Linked DNA regions of Homo sapiens: region 1 is linked to region 2. Evidence: read pairs that join two places in POLR2A ChIA-PET (ENCODE). Cell type or tissue: PC-3. All regions are shown on one strand. Links, peaks and the distances in the headings refer to the core of each region. The heading gives the core; the rest is flanking DNA. Region 1 overlaps LINC01412 (long intergenic non-protein coding RNA 1412). Region 2 has its middle 120 kb from the start of KYNU.

Region 1 (2,825 bases), core at 134-2,633, 1.8 Mb before region 2:
GCATCAGAAACAGATGAACTCACAAGACAAAAATCTTATGTCCCTATTTTCCTGTTTTCATGCAAATGTCCCAGTAATTAAATCAGGAAAAAATGTAGCAAAAACATATCAGCCAAATGGTTTTAAAATTTCAAAAGAAGCTGTAAATATGGTCCTTTTTAGAAGATCAGGTTCTAACTAGAGTAGGAGAAAGGGTAGCATTTGTTCTGATGAAGCAGTTTTTAAATTATTGTCAGTGATTTGAAGAGAGATAACTGATGTATGTTGAAGAAGCCTGTGAGATTTTTAAATAGTTCGGACGCTACGGGGAGCATTTTTTTCTTAAACCAATGTACTCAGAAGTGTTGGCAAGATTTTATTTGAACGTAGCAGTGCTTATGTGAGGAAGTTATTTTGAATTACCCTAGTATAAATATGTATGACTTTATTTGTATTGAAAATTTCCTTTGCAAGTGAGCGAATGAGGAACTGTTATATATCTATATTGCTTTTTAAATGATTTAGGTATTTCATTTCGGAAATAAAATATCATACCCAGAATTCAAAAATAATATCAGAATTCCGTTTGTACCCACAGGTGATTCTTGCACCTGCATTCATACCTTTTAACTTTAATTTGCCATGTAGAACAAATGGTATCTGTTATCTTAAGTCTGGCTTTTTTTATAGCATTTATGCATACGTACATTCATTCACTCATTCATCAGACATTTACACAGCTCCTCTCATGAACCAAGCACTATGGTAGGTACTGGGCATGTAATAATAGTATTGAACTGTCCTTTGTCATAACATAGTTCAGGTAAACATTCCATTTCCTCTAGGCAATATTCTGTAGCACAATGAAATTTTCAAATCTTAGGGTCATATCTTATTATTTAAAGGCTAAGCATGTTGAAGGCTGTGAACAAGCCTAGCATTGAAAGCATATTCCCTCTAAATACAGAGTATCAAAAGAAAGGTAAGAAGAGGTGAGGGCCCCAAGAAATAAGGCCGAAAACAGGGGGGAGCAAAAAGAGGGCGGGAAGGGTATTGGAGAAAGCATTAAAATCAGGGCTCAAACTTTCCCCTTAATACCTTTGGGCAACCAGTTGTTCTACATGAAAATGAAGCTGCTAGCAAGAAAATCATCGAACCCATTATCTGTAGAGCCTGTCCATTTACTTATAGAAGGAAAAACAAAACAAAACTCATCTTCTCTGTTTTCCTTCTTTAGTTATTGTGTGGGATTGGAGGGGAAAGGGATCATTTATCCTAAATTACTACTTCACCTTGCCTTCCTAAGCAACACACCTCTTCTAGTTCATTCCATTCTCTCCTTATTATTTCTTTCCTTTATCAGAGAAAACCTATTATATTTTCATGTGTTTACTTAAAAACAAACTACAAGAAGGCTCATCTGAGTCATCTATTTAAAGAATGAGACAAACATACACATGCAGCTCTGTTTTTGCTCCTTCAATTCTTTTTTAGGCTGTGTATAAAAGTGACACAAAAAAAGAGGAATAAAACAGTTTGTGTTAAACAATGTAATCAAGTACATAAGTCTGTAAAAAGGAGCGTGTAGGGTCTTAAGTACCCATGGTCCCTGCCTGCTACCCTCATCTGTCCTCATTCTTATCTCAAGTTGTAAGTTTTCAGTAGGAGATCAGTTTGTATCTCCCTAAAGCTTCTAAATGAATGACGGATTCCACAAACAGCAACAAATATTACTATATAATAGGCACTGTTCCAGGGGGTTGCAAAAGAGACATCCGTGATAAATCACCTTCCTTTGTCAAATAAATTACTATTTGGAGATCATAAATGAAGCAATAGTTTAAAATTTTCCAAGTGACGGTGCTTTGCGTTAATATCATAAAAGCATTACTGTCCCTCAAATTCAAAGTCCAAGGTGATTTCAAATGTCATTCACAAGCATATTTCACCTAACCCTGAATGTTTTCTTCAACCATGCAAGAATCCTCCTTGGGAGAAGCAAAACTTGAATATAGATCATCTTTAGGCTGTAACAAATAATATTTCAATATCCCATAGAGCTATGTGACATTAGGTAATAATATAACTCAGGACTATACTGATTTCTCTAAACTGAAATTCCAAATTCTTAGAAGATAGATAAATTAAGCTTTAAAAGAATGGGGTTTTAATTTTTCCTTCTTGTTTTAAAACACCAAATATTTTCTGTGAACTTTCAGCTTTGTTCTTTCCCTCTTGTCTAGAAGGGTGCTAGCTGAGTGCCAAGAACAACAGGTAAGCCAGCTTCCCTCAACACAGAGAAATTATGCCTTTGCCACAGGAGCCATACTTATGCTTCCACAATGGCCAGGGAAAAACCTAATAGGAACAGATTTTTTTGCATGTGTAGCAAAGTTAGTTCCAGAGAGAGAGAAAGAAGCCTGGTTTGCACTGTAGCAGAACCATTGGAACAATATGCTCCCTGTGTCCACAGCCCAATCCTCCCCGGACACCCTCCTTTCTAGGGCATAGGGTAGCAGAGTCACATACACAGTAGATCATGCCAGGACCTGCTGACACAACCCTACTCCCAAATTTGCAGGCAGGAGAGTGAAGCAATGTCTGTACTCTATACATAGTCTTACTTTTTTCTTTTCTTTTTTAAAGTAGCTGTTTCAGCATTCAACTGGGGGCAAGAGGGGTTGGGGGGTGGAAAAAGATAGTGCAGGCAAACTTTCTCAGTGCTATTCCATCCCTCTATGTCTCCCCACTCCTTCACACCTCTGAAGTTATGGCAAGACTAGGTAAAGAGTTTTGAACAATATTGAGACCCTCTTATATTTACCTTGAACAAATAGGATCTTTGA
Region 2 (2,825 bases), core at 303-2,802:
TTCCTACCTCTCCCCTACCCTTTCCAGCCTCTAATAACCACAATAATATTATTTACTTCCATGAGCTAAATTTTTCTTTTCAGCTCCCACATATGAATGAGAACATGCAGCATTTATCTTTCTGTGTCTAACTTTTTTACTTAACATTATGTCCTCCTCCAGAATCATGCATGTGGCTGTGAATGCTAACTGGAAACCAAATTAGTTTCACTAGTTACAGTTATGATATTTAGATAACCCATGTATAGGATTAGAGAACTACAGAATTGATGCATAGGGCAGGTCAAATAACTCTGGACTACAGAGATTATCTTGTCAACTCTGGTTATTTTGACTCTGCAGATGAAAATGTATTTTTGGTTCTAAAATTAAATGATTTAATATTTCAAATCACTCTTACAAAAATCAGTAATAGAATAAAATTAATAGAAAATTTAAGAGAAACAAATGCCAATTTATGCCTTTATTAGTAAAGATAAAACAATGATTGTGTAGGTAATGACTAGGAAGAAACAGTATGATAGTACCTTTGTACTATCATAGTAAAGTCTTGTGTTTTGTTGACCATGATAAGTTCAGCATGTGTCAACACCCTGATCATGCCGCTAAAAATATTATCATGACATGGTAGTAAGTTGTATCAATCCAATATCATGTCCATATAAAGAATGGACCCCCATCTACTAAGCATTCACACTTGAAATATTTTCTCTAACACTATACACCACAAGGTAACAGAGTCATTGGCAAATAAGTGTATGTTCAGAACAATGAAGTGTCTGAAAACTCTGACCCATGAGGAAAGATTAAAGGAACTTGGTGAATTTAGTCTGGAGATAAAAAGATTTAAGAGAGCTGAGTGCAGTGGCTCATGCCTCTAATTCCAATGCTTTGGGAGGCTGAGTTGGGGGGATTGCTTGATTTTGAGATTAGCCTGGACAACACAGTGAGACCCCCATATCTACACAAAAATTAGCTGGGTGTGATGAAGTGTTCCTGTAGTCCTGGCTAATTGGGAGGCTGAGGTGGGAGGATTGCTTGAGCCCAGAAGGTCGAGGCTGCAATGAGCCATGATCATGTCACTGCATTCCAGCCTGGGCGATGAAGCAAGACTCTGCCTCAAAAAAAAAAAAAAAAAAAAAAAAAGACTTCAGAGAGCCATAATAGATGCTTTTAAATATTTGTGTAGCTATTCTATTGGAGAAAGAATAGATGATTATATATATTCTACATATCTTTCAGACATCATTAGTATGTATTAATTAATGTTTTAGTGAAGCAGTTGCTAGCTTCTTAGAAAGATTCTTGGAATGATAAATGATCTGCAATGACAGATTAAGCAAACAGATAATATTATGAAAACATCTTTAGTAGAAATATTTGAGTAGCAGATAATTCATTTTCTGTATTGAATATTTGGTGAGCACATGTGTTTAACAGTCAAGTATTCATAATTTTGAGATGGACTTTAGAAAAAAATCAAAATGAAATTGGTAAAATTCATCATGTGCTGAAATTACTTGAGTGACTGTCCATTAATAACATGTGAAGAAATATTGAGGCATGCAGTCTTAAAGCAGGACTGGAATATGATTCTTGCTGAAGAACCTAAACAAATCTGAGACCTCTATTGAATATAGGCTCCATATAGGATACTATCTCATTATCTCATTTACTTGATTGCAACATTTTTGGGCATCTTTGAATGCAAAGAGATAAATAGCTTTAAGTTCAGAGTTAGCAATGAATGAATCATTTGAGGAGGATGTGGAGTTAGAGAAAAAGGCACACAAAAAGAAGGAGGTAATAAGAAAACTGAGTCATAAGAGTGACTAAGGAAGTAGAGGTGCAAACCTCATGTATCTGAGGGTATAAAAAAGACGAGGTCATGAGACCTTCTATTGGGTCACCAGAATTGACGTTAAATATAATGTCCTAAATAATGGTTTACAATCTCAGTTTTACAGAAGCAGCTGTGCTGTCATTTAAAATAGTTTTCTTTGCTCTTTTTACTCCTCAGTTACTTGGTACAAAATCCTGAGGCAACCTGAATCTGTCTCTATTACTTGCAATCTTAAAGAATCCTAATTAGTATATACCTTTAAGTTCAAATTTTTTTTTGAGAGGGGTAGAATGTGATCAGCATAGAGTCTAAGAAAAGCAATGGAAGAGAAAGGCATTAATGGAAACATAAAATTAATGCATTCAGAACATTTTCTGATTCCATCACTTCTCACCCAACATTGGGCTGATTTCTTTCCAAATAGCAGTTTTGCTATGATTTGTCCTTCCATGAAAATCTCTCCTGAACGATGCACTTACAAATGTGACCCCGGGACCACATATATTAAAATCACCAAGGGGCATTTGTTTTACATGTTCCTGGGATTAATACCACTAGATTCTACTGAAACAGAATCTCTGGTGGTGAGTTCTGGGAACCTGCATTTTAAGCAATTGCTCATGTAACATTTATGTACATAAAATTTGATAATCACTGTCCTATATAGAAAGGATGTGCTGACAAGTCAGTGTGAACACAGCCCTAGATTCCACTAGATAATCCTGGTTCTTGATCCCTGGTAAAAACCACCTTCTTAATTTGTCTCTTTAGTGTAGTAGTGGAGAATGTAGGGACTTCTATTGTTGTTAATCTCTGGGTTGCCTTATTGTCTCCTGTTCACTGATTATCAATTAACCAGTCATCTCTAGGCCTGCAAGTAGTACATGCAGGTGAGTGCAGCTGTAGTAGTAATAGCAGGGTGGGTGGGTCCAACCTATGGCCTCTGGGAGGAGTGCTCTAGTGCCAGTAGTAGTAGACTGGA

Evidence for each region. ChIA-PET counts read pairs that join two places held together with the same protein. Peaks named below come from ENCODE experiments on the same cell type or tissue, not always from the same donor. Only the 100,000 strongest peaks of a DNase experiment are listed, where the experiment ranks them.
Region 1: POLR2A ChIA-PET joins it to region 2 with 5 read pairs; 1 of 35 experiments calls an interaction of 5 or more read pairs at or near these places.

Annotation. Positions count from the first base shown.
Region 1 is chr2:144,529,710-144,532,534 of GRCh38, reverse strand. All of the region lies in intron 1 of LINC01412 (long intergenic non-protein coding RNA 1412), which reads right to left. Among named protein-coding and RNA genes, the nearest start is that of LINC02993, 6.7 kb to the right of the region's middle. In PC-3, for the core only: no CTCF peak of the experiment used is centred there; no DNase peak of the experiment used is centred there; H3K4me3 peaks cover 452 bases; H3K27ac peaks cover 1,395 bases.
Region 2 is chr2:142,755,578-142,758,402 of GRCh38, reverse strand. No RefSeq gene overlaps it. Among named protein-coding and RNA genes, the nearest start is that of KYNU, 120 kb to the left of the region's middle. In PC-3, for the core only: no CTCF peak of the experiment used is centred there; a DNase peak (open chromatin) is centred at 1,802; H3K27ac peaks cover 880 bases.